2 separate regions of the Mus musculus genome follow, and region 1 is linked to region 2. Evidence: chromatin contacts called from ENCODE Hi-C or POLR2A ChIA-PET data. All regions are on one chromosome and are shown on one strand. Each heading gives the region's core, a stretch centred on a gene start or an enhancer-like site at or near the end of the contact. The rest is flanking DNA. Distances are from core to core; before and after follow the strand shown. Region 1 holds the start of Rrp12 (ribosomal RNA processing 12 homolog (S. cerevisiae)). Region 2 holds the start of Zdhhc16 (zinc finger, DHHC domain containing 16).

Region 1 (5,332 bases), core at 616-3,115, 37 kb after region 2:
TTCTCTGTATAGCCCTGGCTGTCCTGGAACTCACTCTGTAGACCAGGCTGGCCTTGAACTCAGAAATCCACCTGCCTCTGCATCCCCAGTGCTGGGATTAAAGGCGTGCGCCACCACTGCCTGGCTACATTCTTTTATGTCTGGAGTCTTCCATTTAATTTGAATCATACACGCACATAGCAGATCTCTGTGTATACTATGCAGAAGCTGCTGTTTAAAAATGATAAAATATTCCATTACATATCATTATATCACAGTGAATCTGACCTATTCTGTTGATGGGTGTTTGGTCACTTCTAGTTCTCAACTATCTCTTTTTTAGCAAGTAAGTAATCGTCTCTGTTGGGTGTATATATAGGAATGAATTGCTGGGTAGAGTGGACATATGTTTTATTAGATACTACTAGACCAAGCTAGATGTTAGGGCTCATGCCTGCAATCCCATCACTCACGAAGCAGAGGCAGAAGAATTGCTGTGAGTTTAAGGCCAACATAGGTCACACGAGACCTCAAAATACAAACAGGGAGCAGGGGCTGGAGAGATGAATTAACAACAGTGAAGAGTTCATGCTAGGGCTGGAGAGATGGCTCAGTGGTTAAGAGCAATGACTGCTCTTCCAGAGGTCCTGAGTTCAATTCCCAGCAACCACATGGTGGCTCACAACCATCTGTAATGGGATCGGATGCCTTCTTCTGGTGTGTCTGAAGACAGTGATAGTGTACTCACACACAGCTCTTGCAGAAGACCTGAGACAGGTTTCTCCTAGCACCCTCAGACAGCTCATAACTGCTCGTAATTCCAGCTCCAGGGGGTCTGATGCTTCCGGCCTCCACAGGCACCTGAATTCATACCATCACACGGGTGTACACATAACTTAAGAAATACATCTTTTAAAAATAGTACTAGTTTCCCAAAGTGCCCATATCAACCAACAGCAGCACATGGAGACATCAGGGCTGTGTTCTTGGCAACAGGGCACCACCACTGCTCCTTTCTGTCGTTATTCCGTTGTGGTTTCAATTTGCAAAGCAAGTCGTGGGCACTAGTTGTTGCTTTTATCTCTCGTGAGGCCAAGATGTTTTCATTTGTTATACATCCATAGTTTTTGATTATTGTTTTCTTTTTTAAACTTTATTAGGGTTTTTTGTTTGTTTGTTTCTGTTTTTTGAGACAGGTTCTCACTGTGTAGCCCTGAATGTCTTGGAGTTCACTATTTCAATATTTAGAGCAGTGTGGCCTTGAAATTACGGAGATCAACCAACGTCTGTTACCTAGGCGCTGGGATTACTGATGTATTTATTTTGTTATTTTTGTTTTTAGACAGGATTTTGCATCTCGCAGTGTGGAGACTAGGCTGGCTTTAAACTCACGACAGTCTTCCAGTTTGCCGGGATTACAAGCGTGCGGACACCACCGCTCCGCTTGAACAACCGATTTTTGTTTGTTTGTTTGTTTTTCGAGGCAGGGTTTCTCTGTATAGCCCTGGCTGCCCTGGAACTCACTTTGTAGACCAGGCTGGCCTCGTACTCGGAAATCCACCTGCCTCTGCTGGGATTAAAGGTGTGCGCCACCACGCCCGGCTGAACAACTGATTCTTTGAGAGTAATATAAATTTGTCTTTTAATTCCAAAGAAATTCCCGTTTTACAAGGTTTTCCTTCACGGCCACGAATCTTGGCGGTGCATCAGGAGCCCACACAGCATCCGAAACACCAGAACTCCTTCCCCAGCGTTAAGATCGCAAAGCAAATAGGAAGCCTCAGAACGGATGTTGATTGGTTTTGCCATGGTAACAGATTGGAGACAGGAAGTGACATCAGAGGAAGGGGCTGCGGAGCCGGCTGAGGACACACACGTGGGTTCTGCCGTGGCTTCTGCTGTCTTTTCGGCGTGTGTGGACGCTTGTTCTCTGGGCGAGTGCGAGCCACCGTTTGGTCAACATGGGTCGCTCGGGGAAATTGCCCTCTGGTGTCTCGGCCAAGTTGAAGCGCTGGAAGAAAGGCCACAGCAGCGACAGCAACCCCGCCACTTGCCGCCATCGCCAGGCCGCTCGGAGCCGCTTCTTCAGCCGCCCGTCAGGTAGCCGGGCCGTGGGACTCCTTGGGCGGCATCTTGTGGCATTCGGCCTGCCACTTTGTAATGTCAGTCCTGGCGCTCACTGTGAAGGCCCGCCCCTCGAGTTTGACAGATGCGGAAATTGTCCTCTGAAGGGAAATGACTTGTCTAGGATACCGCGGTCTCAGGGACACGGCCGTCACTACCCTTGGATGCCCCTTTAGATTTATGTATATGTTGAGGGAGTGTCAGGGAGCGAACCCAGGACTTTGTGCACGCTAACTAAACACTCAACTACTAACCCACATCTTCAGCCTTCGGGTGTCTCCGTACAGTATACGACCCTGGCTCTGGATGTCCCTGTGCCTTTAGTACAGGGAAGCAGAAACAGATCTGGGGTTCCTTTCTCTTGGCCTTGAAAATTGCAAGCGTACACAGGGCTGTGCAGGCAAGCCTGGTTTGGAATCCTGCCGCTGGGATTGGGGGGGTCTAAACCCTCTGGTTTGTTTCTTAGGGGTTCTGTTCCTTCAGCTAAAGGAAGTTTGGGTGGAAATGGGGCCATTACCTTGTTACTCTGGTTCTCAGGAAAGAGCGACCTGACTGTTGATGCTGTGAAGTTGCATAATGAGCTGCAGTCGGGGACCCTGAGCCTGGGCAAAAGCCAAGCCCCTGAGACGACCATGGACCAAGATCCAGAGGTGGCTTTCACCGAGAAGTCCTCGGGCACGTTTCTGAGTGGCTTGTCTGACTGTACAAATGTCACTTTCAGCAAAGTGCAGCGCTTCTGGGAATCCAACTCAGCTGCTCACAAGGAGGTAGGAGATTGGTTGCTGAGTTTGTAGGGCAGTAGGCAGGGCACATTCAAGATGACTTTCATACAGCTCTGGTGACAGCAACTGGTATTTCTGGATGATGTGTCATCTCTCTTACCCTTTGTGCCCCTCACATACACTCTTGGGCAGAGTCCCCTTAAAAATCGTGTGTGGTAATTAATGTTCATATATGTTTGAAATTTTTTTGTTTATTTTTTTGAGACAAAGTTTCCATTTGTAGACCAGACTGGCTTCAAAGCCATAGAGAGCAATCTGTCTTTGCCTCTCAAGTGCTGGGGTCAAAGGTTTGTGTCTTCATGCTCAACAAAGCATATTAATTTTGATTGTGCGTGTCACAGCATGGGCATGAAGGTCAGAAGACAACTTTAGGGAGACCTTTCTCTTCCCTTCCACCATGTGGGGCTCAGGGATCAAATTCAACTTGTCAGGTTTGGGAGCAAGTACTTTACTGGCTGAGCCAGACTGAGGGTAGAAATGTTGTCAACCTTTGTCTCCTCAGCTGTTCTTCAAACGGGAATCTTTACATGTATTTCCAGGGATGTTAGTGTTCAAGTTCATGGTGAATAACTGTGGTTTGGGATCTGTTTTGTTTAACGAAAAATGTTTTACTTAATTGACATTTCAAAGTTAATATGTTTATTTTTTTATTATTTAAATGAGGAATATTAAAAATGCTAAATGAGGGGCTGGAGAGATGGCTCAGCGGTTAAGAGCGCTGACTGCTCTTCCGAAGGTCGTGAGTTCAAATCCCAGCAACCACATGTCTGATGCCCTCTTCTGGGATGTCTGAGGACAGCTACAGTGTATGTACATGTAATAAATAAATAAATCTTTAAAAAAATGCTAAATGATACAAAGAGATATAAATAGACTAAAGTGTTATAGCTAGTCTCCCAATTTGAGTCTCTCCAGTGGGCATTGTTCATAGGTCACTCAATGTATTTCTAGACTAGCACTGCCCAGTAGTGCTATAAAGTGAACCACGAGTGATTTTGAATTTTAGAAGCTACATTTAAAAAGTAAAAAGAAGTGGGTAAAATTAATGTATTCGACCAGTATGTATAAAATATTAGCATTTCAACACATTTAGTCAGTCTTTGTGTTATTTCTTTAGACTCTTTTATTTATTTCAGTTTGGTGAGTTTGTGTCACATGTCTGCACATGTGCCCATGGGGGTCATAACTCCTGGAGCAGGAGTTGGAGTTGACCATGAGCTATCCCGTGTGGGTACTAGGAACCAGACTCCGGTCCTGTGCGAGGGCAGCGAGAGTTCCCAGCCACTGAGCCATGTAGATGCGCAGCCCCATCAGTCAGGATCTGTTGTGGTTATTGTTTTGGTTTTTAGCCTAGGGTCTCACTCAGTACCCCTGGCTGGCCTGAAACTTGATGTATGGACCAGGCATGCCTTGAACTCAAGAGAGCTATAAGACCCTTGTTTCCCAAGTGCCAGGATTAAAGGTGTGTGTCACTGCTGGATGATAAGGTCGTTTAGTCTAGCTCAGGTTGACCTGGATCGCACTTTGTGGCTCATGTTGGCCTAAGACTCAAGGTAATCCTCTTGCCTCCGCCTTTGGAATGCTGGGATCACAGGTGTGTGCCACCATACCGAGTTCTGTTCAACTTTCTGTATGTTTACTAGGGTTTACTGAAATATGGTTATATTTTATAACCACCACTCCAACTTTGTCATTGACAAAACAGTATTTCCAAGTTATTGTATCTAATTGTTCTCATATCGTTGGGGTTTTTTTTTGTTTTGTTGTTGTTTTTCAGTAGTCATATAATATTTAAATCTCATTTTTGGGCACGGCAGTACATGCCTCCTGTAATCTCAGGACTTGGAAAGCTGAGGCAGGAGAATTGCTGTCAGTTTGAAGCTAGTTTGGGCTACATATTGAGATTCTATCTCAAAAAAACAAAAACAGCCGGGCGTGGTGGTGCACGCCTTTAATCCCAGCACTCGGGAGGCAGAGGCAGGTGGATTTCTGAGTTTGAGGCCAGCCTGGTCTACAAAGTGAGTTTCAGGACAGCCAGGGCTATGCAGAGAAACCCTGTCTCGGAAAACCAAAAAACCAAAAACCAACCAAGCAACCAAACAAAACCTATCAAGTCTAAATAAAATAGTTCATCACCATCATCACCATCACTTCCTTCTGACTGCTGTTTCCCTCTTCTCCTCCTGGTCCCTCCCCTCTAGCCTCTCCTCGGCCCCCGTATTATCAACCTTCTGTTGCCGACTATCTGTTCCAGTTTGTGTGCAGTGTACAGTGCACACATTCACAGAGGTGTTTCTATAAGAAACTGTTCTTGAGGTGGCTGTGGAGCAGGCATGGTTTTAGGTGTCTTGTTTCCTGGGCCCTGTGGTGTGTGCTCCAGCTGTGGACTCAGATCTTGCTTGACGTTGGGTTTCATCAGGACATCAACTTGTGAAAGGGCAAGGGGC
Region 2 (4,986 bases), core at 2,159-4,658:
CTTTCCTCTCTCTTCTCATGAGACTTAGGCATATCCTATCCTGTCAAAATCTTTCTCTGATTCATCACTTTGTCTGCCACTCAGTTAGACATCACTTTCAAACATGGGTGCTTCCTTCTACAAACTAACTTTACCTTCATTGTTTGGGATTAAAGGTGTGAACTAAGCAAGTGTCTGTATTCCAGCCAGAGGGATTAAAAGTGTGTGCTAAATCTGAGCCACACCGGGGCTGGTGAGATGGCTCAGTGGGTAAGAGCACCCGACTGCTCTTCCGAAGGTCCGAAGTTCAAATCCCAGCAACCACATGGTGGCTCACAACCACCCGTAATGAGATCTGATTCCCTCTTCTGGTGTATCTGAAGACAACTACAGTGTACTTACATATAATAAATAAATAAATATTTAAAAAAAAAAAAAAATCTGAGCCACACCACAACTAGACAGTTTTTCAGTAAATAAATAACATAATCTTGGGATTCACAATGTGATCAAACTTGCTGCAACAGTACCATGCTTGTGCCTAGTGCCATAGCCAGAGGATCCCTTGAAACTTTCAGATGGCTGTGAGCTATAAGAACAGTCAACCACCACTTGCATGACATAAGATACTTTGTCTCCAATTTCACTCCCAGTCTTATCCTTGGGATATAGCAACCAAGTTAACTTCAAGTATTCAGAGTATGAGACAGTAGTGGGAGGGACCTGCCCTCTTGGGAGCTTTTCCAGGTCTTCTCTGTTTAAGTAGCATTTCTGTGGTTGATAGTCTTGGCCCCAAAATTCCCAGACACTGACTGCCCAGGCAATGAATACAACTGTGGACACAGAGACACCAACAGACTTTCCATGATAGTCTCATTAGCTTCGTAAAAATAATCTGTTTTAATGATGGATGGATAAGGAATACTGCTTTGCCTTCAGCAACCTCACTGACTTATTTAACAGGCAGCTCATGACCCAGCAGAAACTGGATGCAGCTACTCTGCTGTGGAGATGGGTTTCAGTTCAGTAACTGGAGTAAAGTACTCTCCTTGCACCCTGGCTCAACCCCACTTTAAAAAGTTTTGCAAAAATCATTAATGATCTCCTTCCACAATCTTGGAAACCCCAAGGTGAGATAAAAAGATGCAAAAAAAAAAAAAAAAAAGCCTGCAAGAAAACTGAAGCGTAATGGGGAAAAGACCAATAGCCACTTCACAGGGTAAGAGACCGGCCTTTCCCATCACTTCCTATGAAGCTGAAAGAATTAAAAGGAACTGTTGAAAAGAAAGATTGAGGGGCTGGTGAGATGGCTCAGTGGGTAAGAGCACCCGACTGCTCTTCCGAAGGTCCAGAGTTCAAATCCCAGCAACCACATGGTGGCTCACAACCATCCGTAACAAGATCTGACTCCCTCTTCTGGTGTGTCTGAAGACAGCTACAGTGTACTTACATATAATAATAAATAAATCTTAGAAAAAAAAAAAAAAAAAGAAAGATTGAGGCACACGCCTTTAATATCAGCATTCAGAGGCAGAGGCCAGCCTGGTCTACAGAGTGAGTTTCCAGGACAATCAGTTCTATCTAAAACATAGTGTGTTATCCCACCTAAAAAAAAATAAATAAAGATCCTCAAAACTGGGCATGTGTGTACATCTGGAGACAAGCGGATTAGATAAAAATGATCCTTGGCTTCACAGCCAGTCTGAGACCAGCATGAGATACACGAGAATGTATCTTTATAAAGAATCCGACTGTCAATCACCTTCTCCATCCTTGAGTTCTGTGTGAAATGCCTACTTTAAGGCTCGATTGACCAATTCTCATCTATGTATACCCTATTTAGGGTTCAAATCTTTCCATAAGTAGTCCTGGAACCTTCTTCTCTAAACCTTAAATTCTTATACATACAAATGTATGCGTGTACATACATACATACATATACACACATATGCCCAAGGTTTAAATCAAATGCTTATAAACATCTTAATACCTGGCTTGTAGAAGTATTCAATAAATACTTGTTGAATGAATGACCTGGAGAGATGCAGAACAGGAAAGGCTGGCAGCTGTACAGGAGCCAGCAAAGACACTCTCACCAATGTGATAACACCCAAGTATTTGCTGCGCTCATCCTTTCTGATTAACAAAGAAATAAAACCAGTATTAGAATCATAGCTCTAGAGATCAATAACCTAGAGGACAAATCAAACCGGAAATCAAACCCGTAAAATGGAAAGCTTGTGGTGCCTATCAACTCTGAGTGAACAGAGTGAGACCAGGACCCTCTCCCCTCAGCCTAATGGGATATCAGGATAATGACGAGGCTAGAAAAAGACGTATTAAATGGGCCACAAGTGAAAAAGTTTTCCCTCAGGAAACAGAGAAAAAGCAAAGTCGTATTTACATCTAAATGTGGCGGGAAGGCACGAATGACCTGAATGCACGGAGGAGGAATAAAGCCAGCATAATTTCTCCACACTCCAAGTACTGCCACCTCTCAGTAGGACCCACAGGCCACAGTGGCCATCTGCCACCAGATTAGAGATTAGCAGGCAAGAGCACTCCCCTAAATCACCATCTGTATCTCAAAGAAGCCTGGCTGACAGGGAGGGAAGGGGAGAGAGCAATAAACTCCAGAGCCAATAGATGAAAGTGAGATCAAAGTCATGGCAAATTTCATCCGGAAAAAGCTGCTGCTCCCGGAACCTTTGCCACCTCAAGCTGATGTCAGATATCAATAAAGCACAATATTCTATTAATGAAGGCTTCTTTCCCGGCTAACATGCTAAAAGGGAAAAAAAAGCAAAAGGAATGCTATGCTAACGTCAAGCTGCTCATTCATAGTTAAGGAGCTCACACTCTATAGAGTATCTGCCTGCAAGAGAAGAAACTGTCGTTCTACAAAACTAGAAAAAGGTTGTGTCTCCAGGTGCAGCAGGGTCCATCTATGATGGGCTCAGGTCCAAAAAAAAAAAAAAAATCGGCTTAAGCTTGGGCTGTCTCGAACCAACTTCGACACTTTGTTGTACAAAGCAAACCTGGATCTGAGTCTTCAAACTCATGAAATGGGCGAGTTGGGGCTGAAAATGCGTTCGGACCTAGGAGGACGCATCCACGCAGGGCAGGTCGTAGAGAGATCAGGAACTTAACTTAAAGGCCTGGACACCGGGACTCGGATGGGAAGCAAGAACCGCGCCTTTACTCTTACCTGCCTCCTGCCAGCTTCTCAATCAGCCAGATTAGGCCCAGTCTCCCTGTCCGCCACCCACTGCCTCCCCTTCCAGCTCAGGACCCAGGCCGGGCCGAGCTAAGGCTGACCCACCATGGCCCTCAGCCCACAGCGCTAGCCAGCGGACCGGGACCCGCCGCCCGCCCATCACCACCCAGCTGCGCAGGCGCGAGGCCCGGAGCCCGCAAAGGCACGCCCAGAGATCTGTCCCGGGGCAGCCTGGGAAATGGAGTCAGACCTCGCTCTTACACCCCGTGCGGTCGAAGGCGCCAATTGGTACTCGTGTAACTGCGAGGCCGCTCCTCTAGCTGACCAATGAGAAGTCGTCTTGGTTCTCATCCGGGTTGTGGATGGTGGCAAGCATGGCACCACCGGTGAGGTACTGCATCCCCGGTAAGTGAGCGGTCTCCGCACGCAGTTCCAGGCTGTGTGGCAACCAGCTTCTGGGAGCCCGTGGCTGAGGCAGCTTGTCTTCTGCAGGCGAACGTCTGTGTAACTTGGAGGAAGGCAGCCCCGGCAGCGGCACCTACACCCGGCATGGCTACATCTTTTCGTCGCTGGCTGGCTGCCTGATGAAGACCAGCGAGAATGGCGCGGTAAAGGAAGCGGCTACCCAGCGCGCGTTCCCTCTCCGGGTGCCGTTGAGTTCCGGTCCTTGGGCACAGGCAGAGCGGGCGGACGCGTCTTTGGTGGCTCAGCCGCAGAACGCTTTGGTCTCCCGGCTGTGATCTCTGCGCTGTGCTGAAGCACACCGGCCGCACACCCGTTAGGTTAATCTGACTTAAGTTCTGTGGATGCACACAGAAGGAAGTGGAGGGAAAAGCACGCAAATGTAAGAGTAGCCCAGCCAGCCGAGAGCTTCCTCACGTGGTACATCTCGACTACCCCTCCGCTTTCATGTGTCCCACGTCACTGACATCAATGTAGTAATGCTGGCGATTTCCAGTGTCTTAGTGCACTAAGCTCGCTCTTGTCGCGAAGCCTGTGCAATTCACGTGTCGTCTATCTGGAACACACTCCTGCTCAACCCCTTTATTTAATCGGTTTTTTTAGTTGTTTTTTTTTTTTCCCAGAGAAGCCCTTCTGGACCTTCTGACTAAAAAAAAGTGGGTTTGGTGGCAGAAGGATCGATATGCCCAAGAATCTCCCTCCAGGGCACTTATTTAAATGTTACTCTTGATCACTAGATTCTTGCCCAACTAGACATTTAAGTGGAGCCACGATTGGTGGTACACCAGCGTATCCCCAGCTTCTAACAGGCACAGATAAAAGCAATCGTTGATACATGTAAGACGATAAAAAATAAATAAAAACTAAAACCTTAGACTTGTGGCTCATCAGTACAGAGCTTACGTAGTATGCTGACCCTGGGACCACAGATCCAATCTCCCGAAAAAATAAAAACTCTTTAGGAACTGGCTAGACCTAAACATCTCTCTTTGTGTTGAGCTTATTTGTAAAAACAGATTCCAGTCTGTTGGTTCTGGAGATAAAGTCAGCCTCAGCCTGTGTGTTTAGTCACTGCATCGATGTCTCTTGAGCACTTTCAATGTGACCTGCTCAGGGCTGCCCTTATTTGCTACTGGGGATAGAGTCACGAGCCCAATACACAGCTTTTCTTACTGAGGAGGCGGACAGAAATCATGAGCAAATGTACAAAAGAATTGTGCGGTACAATAAGAACATGTAACAGGCTCTGTGCATTCTAGACAGTGACAGGATTTAGTCATCTGAATATAAGTAGAGGTGGAGGAGAGCAAAGAATGTGATCCTCCTGT

The links. A loop is a pair of places that touch in the nucleus more often than their neighbours do. ChIA-PET counts read pairs that join two places held with the same protein, here RNA polymerase II (POLR2A).
Region 1: a map of heart shows a loop between it and region 2 (6-fold over the local background). The contact joins the promoter of Rrp12 here to the promoter of Zdhhc16 in region 2. A Hi-C loop is called at or near these places in 4 of 37 maps with a recorded cell type or tissue (adrenal gland and heart). POLR2A ChIA-PET finds 5 or more read pairs at or near these places in 3 of 5 experiments (Patski and embryonic stem cell).

The regions. Positions count from the first base shown.
Region 1 is chr19:41,892,686-41,898,017 of GRCm38, reverse strand. Rrp12 (ribosomal RNA processing 12 homolog (S. cerevisiae)) reads left to right here and starts at 1,865. Exons shown (of 34, transcript NM_199447.2): 1 at 1,865-2,079; 2 at 2,641-2,870. The coding sequence starts at 1,941.
Region 2 is chr19:41,931,867-41,936,852 of GRCm38, reverse strand. It overlaps Zdhhc16 (zinc finger, DHHC domain containing 16), which reads right to left and starts at 3,408. Exons shown (of 11, transcript NM_023740.3): 1 at 3,188-3,408; 2 at 1,970-2,115. It overlaps Exosc1 (exosome component 1), which reads left to right and starts at 3,539. Exons shown (of 8, transcript NM_025644.4): 1 at 3,539-3,601; 2 at 3,689-3,804. The coding sequence starts at 3,571.